Linked DNA regions of Homo sapiens: region 1 is linked to region 2. A link is an interaction called in ENCODE POLR2A ChIA-PET data of the cell type or tissue named here. Cell type or tissue: B cell. All regions are shown on one strand. Links, peaks and the distances in the headings refer to the core of each region. The heading gives the core; the rest is flanking DNA.

Region 1 (8,184 bases), core at 2,796-5,295, 68 kb before region 2:
TCTGTCTCAAAAAAAAAAAAAGAAAAAAAATGGGCTGGGTGGATCACGAGGTCAAGAGATCGAGACCATCCTGGCCAACATGGTGAAACCCCATCTCTACTAAAAATACAAAAATTAGCTGGGCGTGGTGGCGCACACCTGTTCCCAGCTACTCAGGAGGCTGAGGCAGCATAATCGATTGAACCCGGGAGGCAGAGGTTGCACTCCAGCCTGCTGACAGCGCGAGACTCGGTCTCAAAAAAAAAAAAAAAAATTAGCTGGACGTGGTGGTGTGCACCTGTGGTCCCAGCTACTTGGGAGGCTGAGGTGTGAGGATTGCTTGGGCCTGGGAGGTGGTGGCTGTAGTGAGCTGTGATCACGCCACTGCACTCTAGCCTAGGCAATGGAACAAGACCTTGTCTAAAAAAAAAAGTTTAAAAATACTGTCTTTGTTTATATAGAGAGAGAAATATGAAAAATTCACTGAAGACTGATATTCTTAATACTATCATATTTGTACAGTGTTGTAATTCAATTTAAAGTGACTACAGTTGTGATCATCAGAAAGCATTCCATGCATATGGGAGTAGCACTTGACCTTACACAGCCGACTCACCATTACCAGTTGTTGCAAAGCAGGGACATATCTAGCTTCTGCTGAACATGCAGATATACTAAAAGTGCCATGGGCTTGCACAGTAAGGCTAGAGTTACAGATCTTTGCTTGAGGTCAGTCCTGTGGGGGAAGTAGGAAAGAGGAAGTAGGATTAAGACTATTTGGCAGCAGATAAAGAATCTCTTCTGCAGTTAGGAATTCTTTATTAAACTTGAGGGTATAGACAAGATCAATTCCCCACCTCCAAGCATCAACAAGGACCCTTTGGTATCTGGACACCTTCCATCTCAAAGTGTGATTCATATATCAAATTTTGGTGATATGGACTCAGGCCAGGGTGATGCTATGGCCGTGCTGAATTACTTGACCCAGCTCTTTTTACCTGCAGTTGCTAGAACCCAAGTGCTTTCATGAGGTCAATGAAAGGATCAGATAGGTATTAAACTATTCCTAGCTCTTTTATTAAAATTGCTGTATAACAAAGAGTATATTCTTGCTTTTACTCTGCAGTGAGGTGGGGAAAACAGTGGACTAAAAATCTCACATCTCTTATACAAGAATGTTCATTGCAGCTCTATTCACAATGGCCAAAATCTGGAAATAACCCAAATGTCCATCAACCCGTGAATAGATAAATAGATCGTGGTATATCCTTACAATAAAATAATGCTCAGGAACAAATGCTTACAAATACAACAGCATGGATGAAATCTGAAAACATTATGCTAAGTTTTTGTTTTTGTTTTTTTTGAGACAGAGTCTTGCCCTGTCGCCCAGGCTGGAGTGCAATGGTGTGATCTCAGCTCACTGCAACCTCCATCTCCCAGGTTCAAGTAATTCTCCTGCCTCAGCCTCCCAAGTAGCTGGGATTACGGACGCACACCACCACACCCAGATAATTTTTTTGTAATTTTTAGTAGAGATGGGGTTTCACCATGTTGGCCAGGCTGGTCTCGAATTCCTGACCTCAGGTGATCCCCGTAAATCGGCCTCCCACAGTGCTAGGATTACAGGCCTAAGCCACCAGGCCCGGCCCACATTATTCTAAGTTTTAAAAGCCTTACACACAAGCATATATGTTGTATACTCTTTAAATTTCACTTATCCTGTCGGCTCTCCTTATCCATAGGTTCGTCATTCATGGATTCAACCAACCACAAATACAAAATATTCAGGCCAGGTGAGGTGGCTCATGCCTGTAATCCCAGAACTTTGGGAGGCCTAGGCAGGCAGATCACCTGAGGTCAGGAGTTTCAGACCAGCCTGACCAATGTGGAGAAAACCCGTCTGTACTAAAAATACAAAATTAGCCAGGCGTGGTGGCGCATGCCTGTAATCCCAGGTACTTGGGAGGCTGAGGCAGCAGAATCGCTTGGACCCAGGAGGCAGAGGCTGCAGTGAGCTCAAATCATGCCATAGCACTCCAGCCTGAGCAACAAGAGCGAGACTCCGTCTCAAAAAAAAAAAAATTCAGGAAATAAAAACAAAGCAGTTGGGCATGGTGGCTCAGGCCTGTAACCCCAGCATTTTGGGAGGCTGAAGCATGTGGATTGCTTGACCCCAGGAGTTTTGAGACCAGCCTGGGCAACATGGTGAAAACCCATCTCTACAAAAAATACAAAAAGTAGCCAGTCGTGGTGGCCTGAGCCTGTGGTCCCAGCTACTGGGGAGGCTGAGGTGGTAAGATCACTGGAGCCTGGGAAGTTGAGGCTGCACAGAGCCGTGATCACACCACTGCACTCCAGCCTGGGTGACAGAGCAAGACCCTGTCTCAAAAAATTAAAGTTAAAGTTTAAATGTAAACGTAAAGGCCAGGCGCAGTGGCTCACACCTGTAATCCCAGCACTTTGGGAGGCCTAGGCGGGTGGATCACGAGGTCAGGAGATTGAGACCATCCTGGCTAACACAGTGAAACCCCGTCTCTACTAAAAATACAAAAACTTAGCTGGGCGTGGCGGCGGGCTCCTGTAGTCCCAGCTACTGGGGAGGCTGAGGCAGGAGAATGGCGTGAACCTGGGAGGCGGAGCTTGCAATGAGTCGAGATCACGCCACTGCACTCCAGCCTGGGCGACAGAGCCAGACTCCGTCTCAAAAAAAAATAAAATAAATAAATAAATGTACATTTAAATTTTAAAAAATCTTTAATCTGGCCTGGTGCTTTGGCTCACACCTGTAATCCCAGCACTTTGGGAGGCTGAGGTGGGCGGATCACGGGGTCAGGAGATCGAGACCATCCTGGCTAACACAGTGAAACCCTGTCTCTACTAAAAATACAAAAAATTAGCCGGGAGTGGTGGCACGTGCCTGTAGTCCCAGCTACTCGGGAGGCTGAGGCAGGAGAATTGCTTGAACCCGGGAGGCGGAGGTTGTAGTGAGCTGATATCATGCCACTGCACTCCAGCCTGGGGGACAGAGCGAGACTCCATCTCAAAAAAAAAAAAAATGTGTAATCTTCATTTATTTATTTAGAGAGGGTCTCCTTCTGTCGCCCAGTCTCCCTCTGATGGCCTGCTGGAGTGCAGTGGTGCCGTCTTGGCTCAACACAACCTCTGCCTCTGGGATTCAAGAGATTCTGGTGCCTCAGTCTCCTGAGTAGCTGGGATTACAGGCGTGCACCACCACATCCGGCTAATTTTTGTATTGTTAGTTGAGACAGGGTTTTGCCATGTTGCCCAAGCCAGTGTCCAACTCGTGACCTCAAGTGATCTACCTGCCTCGAACTCCCAAAGTGCTGGGATGACAGGCGTGAGCCACCATGCCAGGCCTAAATATTGTATTTAAAGGAAAATTAAAAAAAAAATACAGCTCAATAGCAAGGCAAAAAAAAGATTGTTTAGAAAAACAATTTTAAAAAATACAAATAAAACTCAATACAGTATAGCAACTATTTAAATAGTATTTGCATTGTATTTGTTATTATAAGTAACCTAAATTTGATTTAAAATCTATGACAGGGGCCAGGCATGGTAGCTCATTCCTGTAATCCCAGCACTTTGGGAGGCCAAGGCACATGGATCACTTGAGGTCAGGAGTTAGAGACCAGCCTGGCTAATATAGCAAAACACCACCTCTACTAAATACAAAAATTAGCTGGGTGTAGTGGCGGGTGCCTGTAATCCCAGTTACTCAGGAGGCTGAGACAGGAGAATTCCTTGAACTCAGGAGGTGGAGGTTGCAGTGAGTCGATTTTGCGCCACTGCACTCCACCCTGGGGACCAAGTGAGACTCCGTCTCCAAAAAAAAAAAAAAAAAAAAAACAGAAAAAAGGATATGGGAGGAGGTACATCTAGTATATGCAAATACTAGGCCTCTTATATAAGGAAGTTGAGCATGCGAGGATATTTCGTGTCCATGCAGCTCTGGGAACCAATCCCCAGCAGATACTGAAGGATGACAGTATGAAGTTTCAGAACAGGCAAAATTAACTTGTTGGATTCATTCACCACTTTCCCATTGCTCATGGCACACTAGTGTCAACCTGAAATAATCAAAAGGATCAGAATCCACCTTAAAGACTTTATTCGAGCAAAAAATTGGAAATAGCCACTTGGGAGACAAAGGCTACAGGAAAATGGGGTCAGTGTTCTAAAGTTAAAAGTTAAGTTTCTTTCTTTCTATTTTTCTTTAATTTTAATTTTATTTATTTATTTTTTTTGGAGACAACATCTCGCCCTGTTGCTGAGGCTAGAGTGCAATGGTGCAATCTTTGCTCACTGCAACCGCCGCCTCCCGGCTTCAAGCGATTCTCCTGCCCCAGCCTCAGCTGGGATTACAGGCACGCTCCAACACACCTGGTTAAGACGGGGTTTCACCATGTTGGCCAGGCTGGTCTCGAACTCCTGACTTCAGATGATCCACCTGCCTCGGCCTCCCAAAGTGCTGGGATTACAGACATGAGCCACTGCGCACGGCCTTATTTTATTTTTTGAGACAGAGTCTTGCTCTGTCGCCCAAGCTGGAGTGCAGTGGCACGATTTTGGCTCACCGAAAACTCCACCCCCGCGTTCAAGTGATTCTCCTGCCTCAGCCTCCCAAGTAGCTGGGATTACAGGCGCCTGCTGCCATGCCCCACTAATTTTTTGTATTTTTAGTAGAGATGGGGTTTTCCCATGTTGGCCAGGCTGGTCTCAAACTCCTGATCTCACGTGATCCTCCTGCCTCAGCCTCCCAAAGTGCTGGGATTACAGGCGTGAGCCACCGCGCCTGGCCAGTTTTTAATTTTTTTTAAGAGATGAGATCTTACTATATTGCCCAGGCTGGTGTCAAACTCCCAGGCCCACAAGATCCTCCTGCCTTGGCCTCCCAAAGTACTGAGATTACAAGCATGAGCCACTGCACCCTGCCTTTAAATTCCTTCTTACAAAGACAGAAGAAAACAAGTTTAGTAGGATTATAACATTTTATATACTAGCCTGGTTTATGAATTACAACAATTTAATTAGTTATAGTTTACTTTTTTTCCCATATGGCTTGTTTTCTTTTTTCTTGCTTTTCTTTTTTTTTTTTTTTTTTTTGAGACGGAGTCTCGCTTCGTCGCCCAGGCGGCTGGAGTGCAGTGGCGCGATCTCGACTCCCTGCAAGCTCCGCCTCCCGGGTTCAAGCCATTCTCCTGTCTCAGTCTCCTGAGTAGCTAGGACTACAGGCGCCTGCCACCGCGCCTGGCTAATTTTTTGTATTTTTAGTAGAAACGGGGTTTCACCATGTTAGCCAAGATGGTCTCGATCTCCTGACCTCGTGATCCGCCTGCCTCGGCCTCCCAAAGTGCTGGGATTACAGGCGTGAGCCACTGCGCCCGGCCGCTTTTCTTTTTTTTTTTTTCTTTAGACAAAGTCTCACTCTGTTGCCCAGGCTGGAATGCACTGGTGCAAACTTGGCTCACTCCAACCTCTGTTTCCCAGGTTCAAGCAATTCTCCTGCCTTAACCTCCCAAGTAGCTGGGACCACAGGTGGTCTGCCACCACACCCAGCAAATATTTGTATTTTCAGTAGAGACGGAGTTTCACCGTATTGGCCAGGCTAGTCTGGAACTCTTGGCCTCAAGTGATCCGCCCACCCTGGCCTCCCAAAGTGTTGGGATTACAGGCATGAGCCACCACTCCCAGCCTGTTTTCTTTTCTTTGTGCTAGTTTTCATTACCTTTCCAATTTAAAAGAATGTACTTAACATTCCATCTTAAGAGGATGTGATAGCCATGAAGTCTTTGTGTGAGAAAAGTAAGAGGGAAGTTAATCTATAATGAAGATTAACTGTGAAGAGGGAAGAGGTCTGCCCTGGCCCTTTTAGTCCTTTGCAGTATTTTAAAAACAATGTAGATAAGGAATAAGAATAATCTATAATCAGAGAAACAAAGTTTCTAGTTGCCTAGGTAACAGCTGCCTGTCACATGATTCAGGCCTTATAATCTCTCTCCTTTAAGGCTCAAAATAATTTACAGTTCCAACATGCTAGATTTTAAATTTATTTTCACAGTAGCTACGCTAGCTTTTTTTTTTTTTTTTTTTTTTTTTTTTTTTTTGAAACAGAGCCTCGTTCTGTCTCCCAGGCTGGAATGCAGTGGCGCGATATCGGCTCACTGCAAGCTCCGCCTCCCGGGTTCACGCCATTCTCCTGCCTCAGCCTCCTGAGTAGCTGGGACTACAGGCGCCCGCCACCACGCCCAGCTAATTTTTTTTTTTTTTGTATTTTTAGTAGAGACGGGGTTTCACCGTATTAGCCAGGATGGTCTCGATCTCCTGACCTCGTGATCTGCCTGCCTCGGCCTCCCAAAGTGCTGGGATTACAGGCGTGAGCCACTGTGCCCGGCCTTTTTTTTTATTTTTTTATTTTTTTGTTCTTTGAAGTTAACAAGTACTTTCCTACCTCAGAGCCTTTTGTTCTGCTATTCCCCCAAAATAGGTTATTCTTTCTTCCCCTTTTAATCTGGATTACTACCCCAATTTAGACATCCTGTTTTTCAAGGAATCTTTCTGGTTAGCTCTCTTGCACTTATTTTTTGTCATAATTATACTAATTATAAATAAGTAATAATTGGTAAGTTTACTTGTTAGGGGCCTATTCCACCTTAGACTGTGAATTCCTTGATGTGCAGGACTATTTACATCTATTTAGTGTTCTACTCCCAACCTCTGTCAGCATTTTTGAAAGTATAGTGGGCGGCCGGGCACAGTGGCTCAAGCCTGTAATCCCACCACTTTGGGAGGCCAAGGCAGGTGGATCACCTGATGTCAGGAGTTCGAGACCAGCCTGGCCAAGACTGTGAAACCCCATCTCTACTAAAAATACAAAAATTAGCCAGGTGTGGTGGTGGGGGCCTGTAATCCCAGCTACTCAGGAGGCTGAGGCAGGAGAATTGCTTGAACCCAGGAAGTGGAGGTTGCAGTGAGCCAAGATTGTGCCACTGCACTCTAACCTGGGCGACAGAGCAAGACTCCATCTCAAAAAAAAAAACTAGCCGGGCGTGGTGGCGGGCACCTGTAATCCCAGCTACTTGGCAGGCTGAGGCAGGAGAATCTCTTGAGCCTGAGAGGCAGAGGTTGCAATGAGCTGAGACATTGCCATGGCACTCCAGCCTGGACAACAGAACAAGATTCCATATCAAAAAAAAAAAAAAAAAAAAAAAGAAAAGAAAAAAAAGAAAATATAGTGGGCAACTAATAAATATTTATGGATTAAGCCAACAGTCAAATGAAAGAATCCATGTTTCCATCTTCTCATTTTCCAAAAATTTGGTGATCTTTGGTCATCTTCTCATAGGGCAACAATTTTATAATATTATTTTCCATATAGAGAATGAAAAGATAGTCTCAATTAGCCAGGCGTGGTGGCACACACCTGTAGTCCCAGCTGCGCAGGAGGCTGAGGCAGGGGAATCCCTTGAATCCAGGAGGCAGAGGTTGCAGTGAGTTCACTGCACTCTAGCCTGGGGGACAGAAGGAGACTCTGTGTCCAAAAAAAAAAAAAAGGAAAGAAAGAAAGAAAAAGAAATACATTGCTATGGTCCAGAAACGGGGGACAACTCAAAGGGGTGGGAGGGGGCGCTTACAGGCTATAGGTGAATTTGAACATTTTCTGGTTAACAATTGGTCGAGTTTGACTAAAGATTTGAGATTGATAGAAAGGGAATGTTCAGGGTAAGATAAAGATTGTGGAGACCAAAGTTCTTTGGAAGTCTTATAGTGACTCCCCTTAGAGACAATAGATGACAAATGTTTTCTGTTCAGATCGTAGTTAATCTCTTTAGCATTGGGAGTGTCTGGAGGAAAAAGATATAGCTACGTTAATAGAGATCCTTTACAGATGCAAATTTCCCCCACAAAGAACAGCTTTGCAGGGCCATTTTAAAATACGCCAAAGAAACATGTTTTGGGGTAAAATACTTTGATTCTGGCCAGGCGCGGTGGCTCACGCCTGTAATACCAGCACTTTGGGAGGCTGAGGCAGGCGGATCATGAGATCAACAGATTGAGACCATCCTGGCCAACATGGTGAAACCCCGTCTCTACTAAAAATAAAAAAGTAAGGCCGGGCCTGGTGCGGCGGCTTACGCCTGTAATCCCAGCACTTTGGGAGGCCGAGGTGGGTGGATCACA
Region 2 (8,184 bases), core at 2,665-5,164:
CAGATTCAATGAGAAGAGTATACGAAGCTCTGTGTCCCCATCCCATCCACACACCCCTCTTCACCCCCAAGACTTTGGCTGATGTGTCTCTTCAGTTTGACTGTTCTTGAGTTACATACTTTTCTTCCACCTTGTTATTTTCTGTTTCTTTCTTTTTCCTTCTAGCTCACAGCACCTGGTATTCCCCAGTGATCTACCATCCAAGATCGAGCAGGCTCAATCTTGTTTAGGCTTCCAAGTATTTCCTTTATAATAAAACTGTGACAGTAAACATAGTGCTTTCAGGCCAGGTGCAGTGGTTCACACCTGTAATGTGTGAACCAGCACTTTGGGAGGCCAAGGTGGGAAGATCACCTGAGGGCAGGAGTTTGAGACCAGCCTGGCCAACATGATGTAACCCCGTCTCTACTAAAAATAAAAAAAATTAGCCAGATGTGGTGGTATGCACCCAGCTATTAGGGCAGGCTGAGGCATGAGAATCACTTGAACCCAGGAGGCGGAGGTTATAATGAGCCACGGTTGTGCCACTGCACTCCAGCCTGGGTGACAGCGAAACTGTCTCAAATAGATAAATAATAAATAATAAATATAGTGCTTTCATTGAGTTCTGTGAGTTATTCTAGCAAATTTTTAAACCTGAGGAGGCTATAGGAAACCTGAAATTTATAGCTGGTCTGTCAGAAATGGAAGTTGTCCCTGAGAATTGGGGCTGGCATCGGAAGTGGAGGCAGTCTTGGGAAGAACTTTGCCTGTGGGGTTCTGCGCTAAGGTGGGTAGTGTCAGAACTGAATTGAAATGTAGGACACCTATTTGGTGTCAGAGAATTGCTGTCGGGGAATAACAACCTGACAAGTTTTGACATACATACACAGCATTGAAACCATCACTTCAATTAAAGTGAACTTATCACCCTCATAAGTTTCCTCCTTTTGCTTTTTAGTCCTCTCTGCTCCCCATTTGCGCCTTGCTTCTGTCAGGTTCCTTTTATCGCGAATTAGAAGTCTTTTGTATGGGTATACCACAATGGATTTATCCATTTACCTTTTGAAGGACAGTTGGTTATTTTCAGTTTTGTGATATGCTGAATAAAGCTGTTAGGAACACGTACTTGTATTTGTGTGAAATGTTTTCAGTAAATTCTTAAGAATGGAATTTTTGGCTTAAATGTTAAATGCATCTTTAAATTTTATGAAGAACTGCCATACAGTTATCTGAAGTGGTTGTACCATTTTATATATCTACCTCCAGTGTATGTTTCTCTTGTTAAGTCTGTTCAGATCTTTTCCTCATTTTTATGTTGAGTTGGATGATTCACATACTACCTGATTTCAAAACTTTTTAATAAAGCTACAGTAATCAAAGCTATGTGGTATTGGTAAAAGGGCACAGAAAATAGGAACACAACAGAGTCCAGAAATAGGCCTACATGGTATAGCAGTTTTTTTCAACAAAGATGCCAAAACAATCCTGTAGAAAAAGAGAAAGAATAGTCTTTTCTAGAAATGAGGCTTGAACACCTCGACCCAAAAGCTTTCAGTACATACAGAAATTAACTCAGAATGAATATAGACATACATATAAAAACCTAAAACTATAAAACTTTTCCAAGAACACATCGGAAGGCCAGACGCGGTGGCTCACGCCTATAATCCCAGCGCTTTGGGAGGCCAAGGCGGGTAGATCACTTGAGGCCAGGAGTTTGAGACCAGCCTGGCCAACATGGCAAAACCCCATCTCTACTGGAAGTAGCTGGGTGTGGTGGTGCACACCTGTAATCCCAGCTACTTGGGAGGCTGAGGCAGGAGGTTGCATTGAGCCGAGATTGTGCCACTGCACTCCAGCCTAGGCAACAGAGTGAGACTCCGTCCCAATCAGTCAATCAATCAATCAATCAATACCACAGCGGAGAAAATCTTTACAACTTTTGGTTAGGTAATGATTTCTTAGGTAGGACACACAAAGCACAAACCATAAAAGAAAATAATTGATAAAGTTAGATTACGTTAAATCCTTCATCAATTAAATTTTTCTATGCTGTTAAAGACAAGCCTCAGACTGGGAGAAAATATTTGCAATATACGTATCTGATAAAGGATTGGTACCCAGAATATATGACAGCTGAAAACACATAAGGAAAAAAGAAAAGAGATTTGGAGAGGCACGTCACCAAGAAAACGTAGAGTAGGTGGCAAATACGTGAAAAGATGCTTAATTTTGAGTTAATTTGTCTCAAAAAAATATTTATAGAGTGCTGGAATGTGGTAAATATTCAGTAAATGTTAATCATTATTAATAGTATTGGTGTTAGTGTTTCTTTTTTATCAATATTATAAAAACCTAGCTGTGGGCAAAAAAACTTAGTTTGATTTTTTCCTGCTCATTTCTTAAAAAAAAAAAAAAAAAGAAAAAAAAAGAAATACTAAGACCGCAATAGATAAATAGCCAGAGGGTATTAAAACACAATCCACAGGAAAAAATTCACACAGACTTACCAAGAAATTGTTTAATTCTCATAAGTGTATGATAAATTAGATGAGGTAAGAAGAGATTAGTCTACAAAGAGCCAATAGCATTTAAAAAGGCCTGAATGGCACAGGGGATTCTGACATGTTGAAGGATCTGAGAGAAAATCAGAGTCATGTTTCAAACACCAGTCAAGCTTTAGTTATGTTATTTTAAGCAGACAGGGAACTTGCTATTTAAAAAGTGATTTGGAATTGCTGGAAGAGCACCCTTAATTCAGGCTTACAGGACTAGACTCCGAGAACACTTCGTATAGCTGGCCCACAAGGAGAGCTGAATCCTGTGCTCTAATCAGAAAGGTGGGAAAATCAGGAAGCCACCCTGGAGCTCTTAAGTAGGGACACACGTTTAGCCGTAATCCAGTGATTAGGAAGTCACCATTGGTATAATTTGGTACAGAGCCTCACACAGTTTAATAGATTAGTACCAGCACAAAATGGATGCTTCTTCCCTCTATCTTCACAATACTAACAGCCAGTTAGTAGAAAGCTGCTGTGTATGTGCCTGCCCGCACACACATACACACAACAGCTCACTCCATACTTGCCAGCTGACAACAGCAGAAACTACACCACCACCTCTTCTGAACTTTCACCTTCCAAATCTTGAATAAGTGCCTCTGATGGGCTATACGAGAATTATGACTTCAACTCCATTGCAAGGGAATCTAGGAAATGTAGCTTTTATCTTTCCTGCCTCAGTACAGCACATTAAAAATGTGCACAGTAACGACATATTTAAAAAAGGGAAGAATGAATGGAATTTCATTTCTGTTCCTGTGTGGTAAAGCAAAATCTAGTGGCTTAAAATGAATAATTGTTTCTTTCAATTCTGTGAATAGACTTTGTGGTCCTTCTTTTCCATGTGGTGCCTTCTGGGGTCACTGGTTTTTTTTTTAAACAGTTTATTTTAATTTAATAACAATCTGGGAAGTCTGCATCAGCGGTTCTAGTGCAATATCAAGTGCAATTGGGAATTCAGAAATTTCAGTGGAACTGTTAGTTTAGTGAATCTCGTAGGTAAAAATATATGCATGCTTTAACTTTTATTTTATTTTTCTAGAGGTAGCATTTTGTTCTGTCACCAGGCTGGAGTGCATTGGCATGATCATAGCTCACTGCAGCCTAGAACTTCTGGGCTCAAGCAGTCATCTTGTCTCAGCCTCCCAAGTAGCTGAGATTGTAAGTGCAAGCCACCATTCTTGACAATACATACATACTTTTGATAGCACACATGAACAGACCTCTCTAAAATTGCTCTCAATGAGTTCATTCTCAGCAAACTGATCTGGGTCATTCAACATGGTTTTGGTTTTGGTTTTGGTTTTGAGACGGAGTTTTGCTTTTGTCACCCAGGCTGGAGTGCAATGGCACGATCTTGGCTTACTGCAATCTCTGCCTCCTGGATTCAAGCGTTACTCCTGCCCCATCCTCCCGAGTAGCTGGGACTACAGGCACCTGCCACCATGCCCGGCTAATTTTTGTATTTTTGATTGAGGCAGGGTTTCACCATGTTGGTCAGGATGGTCTCGAACTCCTGACCTCATGTGATCCACGCTCCTCAGCCTCCCAAAGTGCTGGGATTATAAGCATGAGCCACTGTGCTTGGCTTCAGCATGGCCTTTTGATTGTTCCTCATGTTAGTGCATGTTCTCTCTTTTTTTTTGAAATGGAGTCTTGCTCCTGTAGCCCAGGCTGGAGTGCAGTGGCGTGATCTCAGCTCACTGCAACCTCCGCCTCCTAGGTTCAAGCGATTCTCCTGCCCCGCCTCCTGAGTAGCTGGGATTATAGGCGCGCACCACCAGGCCCAGCTAATTTTTGTATTTTTAGTAGAGACAGGGTTTCACCATGTTGGTCAGGCTGGTCTCGAACTCCTGACCTCGTGATCTGCCTGCCTCAGCCTCCCAAAGTGCTGTGACCCACCGCGCTTAGCGCTGCATGTTCTCTTTTTACAATAAATTCATGACCATCGGAAGATACCAGTTTGACATACATGGCATCAGGACCTTCACAGCCACCACAGGTTTTCTCCCCTTGGTTGTGTGTATTTATGAAGCTCTACTTTGCTTCTACAGGGTCACTCTTATGGCTAAGTTTAGATGGCAGCTCAATTAGGCCACCTTAGTTCTCTTCCACGTAGTCTATGTGGTATACACAGCCTCTGTTTTTTGAATAGTCTGGGATTCCTAATAGCATGGTGGGTACATTCCCATAGGGGCATTGCAATCTCAACGTACAAATGCTTATCAGGCCTGTTCTTGCATCAGGCTTGCTAATGTCTGTTTGGCCAAAATAAGTCACATGGACTGGGCATGGAGGCTCATGCCTGTAATCCCAGCATTTGGGGAGGCTGAGGCAGGTGGATCATCTGAGGTCAGGAGTTGAAGACCAACCCAGCCAACGTGGTGAAATCCTGTCTCTACTAAAAATACAAAACTTAGCCAGACTTGGTGGCGAGTGCCTGTAGTTCCCAGCTACTTGGGAGGCTGAGGCAGAAGAATCCCTTGAACCTGGGAGGCAGAGATTGCAGTGAGCCAAGATCATGCCACTGCAGTTTAGCCTGGGCGACAGAGCAAGACTCTGTCTTAAAAAAAAAAAAAAAAAAGTCACCTGACCAAATCCAGAGTCATTGTGGAAGAAGACTATATAAGGTATACATATGAGAAGGCATTGTATCATAGCCTCCAAGATAGCTCTGAATGATCCTTATTTCCTTGTATTTACTCCCTTGTATAGTCCCCTGCAACACTGAACGGGGCTGTCCTGAGTAACGGAACAGGCTGTGGTAGAAGTGACAATGTATGCTTTTCAAGGTTAGGTCGTAAAAGACTGCCACTTCATATTTGCTCTCTTGGATCTTGCACCAGGGGAAAACCAACTGCCTTTTCACTTGAGCTGTCTAGAAAGGCCCATGTAGTGTGGAACTGAAGCCTTTCAACAACAGCAAGTGTCAACTTAGAACCGTAAGAATGAGTTACCTTCAAAACACACCCTCCACGCCCAGTCAAGCCTTCAGATAACTGCAGCCTTGACCAGGTACAGCCTCTTGAGAGATTCCAGGCCCACACGACTTAGCTAAGCCACTTTCCAATTCTTCAACCACATATGATAAATACATGTTATTGTTTTAAGGCACTGAGTTTTGGGGTATTTTGTTACATAGCAATAATTAAAAAAAATTTTTTTAGCCTGGGCACCATATGGCAAAATCCCATCCTACAAAAAAAAAAAAGTACAAAACCTAGCCAGGTGTGGTGGCGTGTGCTGTAGTATCAGCTGCTCAGGGGGCTGAGGTGGAAGGAACTCTTGAGCCTGGGAGGTGGAGGTTGCAGTGAGCTGAGATTGCGCCACTGTACTCCAGCCTAGGTGACAGAGCCAGACCCTTGTCTTGGAACTGCTGGGCTCAAGCGATCCTCCTGACTTGGCCTCCCAAAGTGCTGGGATTACAGGTGTGAGCCATCACATCCAGCCCTTCTCTATCTTTTGTTTCACAAACCCTGATTCTAGTTTCTTTGGATTTATCTAATTTCTCAAGATGGAAATATAGATGATTGCATTCTTTCTTTTGTAAAATACACATTTAAGATTATAAATTTCCTTTAAGTACAGTGGTAAGTGCATCCTATGAGTTTTGGTAGTTCATATTTACATTATAATTCAGTTCAAAATATTTTCTCATTTCCGTTATGATTCCTTCTTTTATCAGTTATACTTCCCTAAATATTTAGGGAAGAAATAAAACCAGTCTTACTATCACACTTTTGATATACTATGTTAGAAAAAAAGAGGGATCACTGCTTATTTTGTTTCAAGCCAGTATAATTTAGTACTAAAACCTGATACGGTTGTCTTAAGAAGTTATAAGCCAGTTTCTTTCATATAATTACAAAGAAATAGAAATAATGTAATAGCAAATAAAATGTAATACCTTAAAATGTTATGACCAAGTTGTCTTTATTTTAGCAATGCAAACTTGGACTAAAATAGTAAAATTAGAATGCAAACTTGAATTAAAATTAGAAAATCAGCCATTGGGATTTACTATATTAACAGAATTAGGGAAAAAGTATGATTATCTCAATAGGTGTCAAAAAATACTCAATAGCCCAGGCATGGTGGCTTATGCCTGTAATCCCAACACTTTGGGAGGCTGAGGCAGGCAGGTCGCTTGAGCCCAGGAGTTCGAGACCAGCCTGGGCAACATGGCAAAACCCTGTCTCTTAAAAAAAAAAAACAAAAAACAAAAAAACTTTTTTTTTTTTTTTTTTTTTTTTTTTTTTTGAGATGGAGTCTCACTCTGTTGCCCAGGCTGGAGTGCAAGTGGCACAGTCTCGGCTCACTGCAACTTCTGCCTCCCGGGTTCAAGAGATTCTCCTGCCTCAGCCTCCTGAGTAGCTGGGATTACAGTTGTGTGCTACTGTGCCCGGCTAATTTTTTGTATTTTTAGTAGAGACGGGGTTTCACTGTGTTGGCCAGGATGGTCTCGATCTTCTGACCTCGTGATCTGCCCGCCTCGGCCTCCCAAAGTGCTGGGATTACAGGCATGAGCCACCTCGCCCGGCCCCCCAAATTTTTTTTTTTTGATTAGCCAGGTATAGTGACACATGCTTGTAGATCCACCTACTTGGGAGGCTGAGGTTGGAGGACCACTTGAGTCTGGGAGGCATAGGTTGCAATGAGCTGAGATCGCTTCACTGCACTCCAGCCTAGGCAACAAAGCAAGTCCCTTTCTCAAAAAAAAATAATAATAATAAAATTTTACACTCATGATAAAAAATCTTGGCAGAATAAAAATATAGCTTGAATATTTGACAGTGGCGACAGATTGTATTAGGGTTCTCTTAGAGGGACAGAACTAACAGGAATACACACACACACACACACACACACGCCCCAATAGGATATGTATAGGAGATATATGTATGTAGGATATTAATGGGATATATATATATATATATATATATATATATATATATAGTTTATTAAGTATTAACTCACAAGGCCCCACAATAGGCTATCTGCAAGCTGAGAAGGAAGGAGAGCCAGTCCGAGTCCCAAAACTGAAGAACTTGGAGTCTGATGTTTGAGGGCAGGAAGCATCCAGCACGGGAGAAAGATGTAGACTGGGAGGCTAGTCCCGCCGTCCCTTTTCATGTTTTTCTGCCTACTTTATATTCGATGGAAGCTGATTAGATTGTGCCCACCAGCTTAACAGTGGACCTGCCTTCCCCAGCCCACTGACTCAAATGTAATCTCTTGGCAACACACACACAGGCACACCCAGGATTAGTACTTTGTATCCTTCAATCCAATCAAGTTGACACTCAGTATTAACCATCACACAGATTAAGTAAACTGTGATTTATAATTAGAGAATCATTTTTAAGATCTGAGGAAATTATTGTGATTTGATACATAAAGAATTATAGTTATTTGCATAATTACAGAGAAAACAGGCCAGCATAAAGTACACAAAAATGTGAATGGTAGTTTCTGGAGTTGATAAATTATGGATTTTTCTTTTATTTTTTTTCATGATTCTTTGCATTTTATAATGATTCCAAAGTGTGCATTGGTTAATTTTATAACCATAAAAGCAGGTTAATTAAATGTTTTAATTAGAAATACAACTGCATTAATATAATTTTAAAATGCCTTTTTT

Evidence for each region. Peaks named below come from ENCODE experiments on the same cell type or tissue, not always from the same donor. Only the 100,000 strongest peaks of a DNase experiment are listed, where the experiment ranks them.
Region 1: POLR2A ChIA-PET joins it to region 2 with 10 read pairs; 7 of 35 experiments call an interaction of 5 or more read pairs at or near these places.

The regions. Positions count from the first base shown.
Region 1 is chr4:39,996,652-40,004,835 of GRCh38, reverse strand. No RefSeq gene overlaps it. Among named protein-coding and RNA genes, the nearest start is that of PDS5A, 23 kb to the right of the region's middle. RefSeq lists enhancers at 3,316-3,829, 3,830-4,345, 4,346-4,859, 5,497-6,001. In B cell, for the core only: no CTCF peak of the experiment used is centred there; no DNase peak of the experiment used is centred there.
Region 2 is chr4:39,928,835-39,937,018 of GRCh38, reverse strand. The region is part of intron 2 of PDS5A (PDS5 cohesin associated factor A); the gene reads left to right. It also overlaps the pseudogene RNA5SP159. Among named protein-coding and RNA genes, the nearest start is that of PDS5A, 45 kb to the left of the region's middle. In B cell, for the core only: no CTCF peak of the experiment used is centred there; a DNase peak (open chromatin) is centred at 3,798; H3K4me3 peaks cover 376 bases; H3K27ac peaks cover 1,757 bases.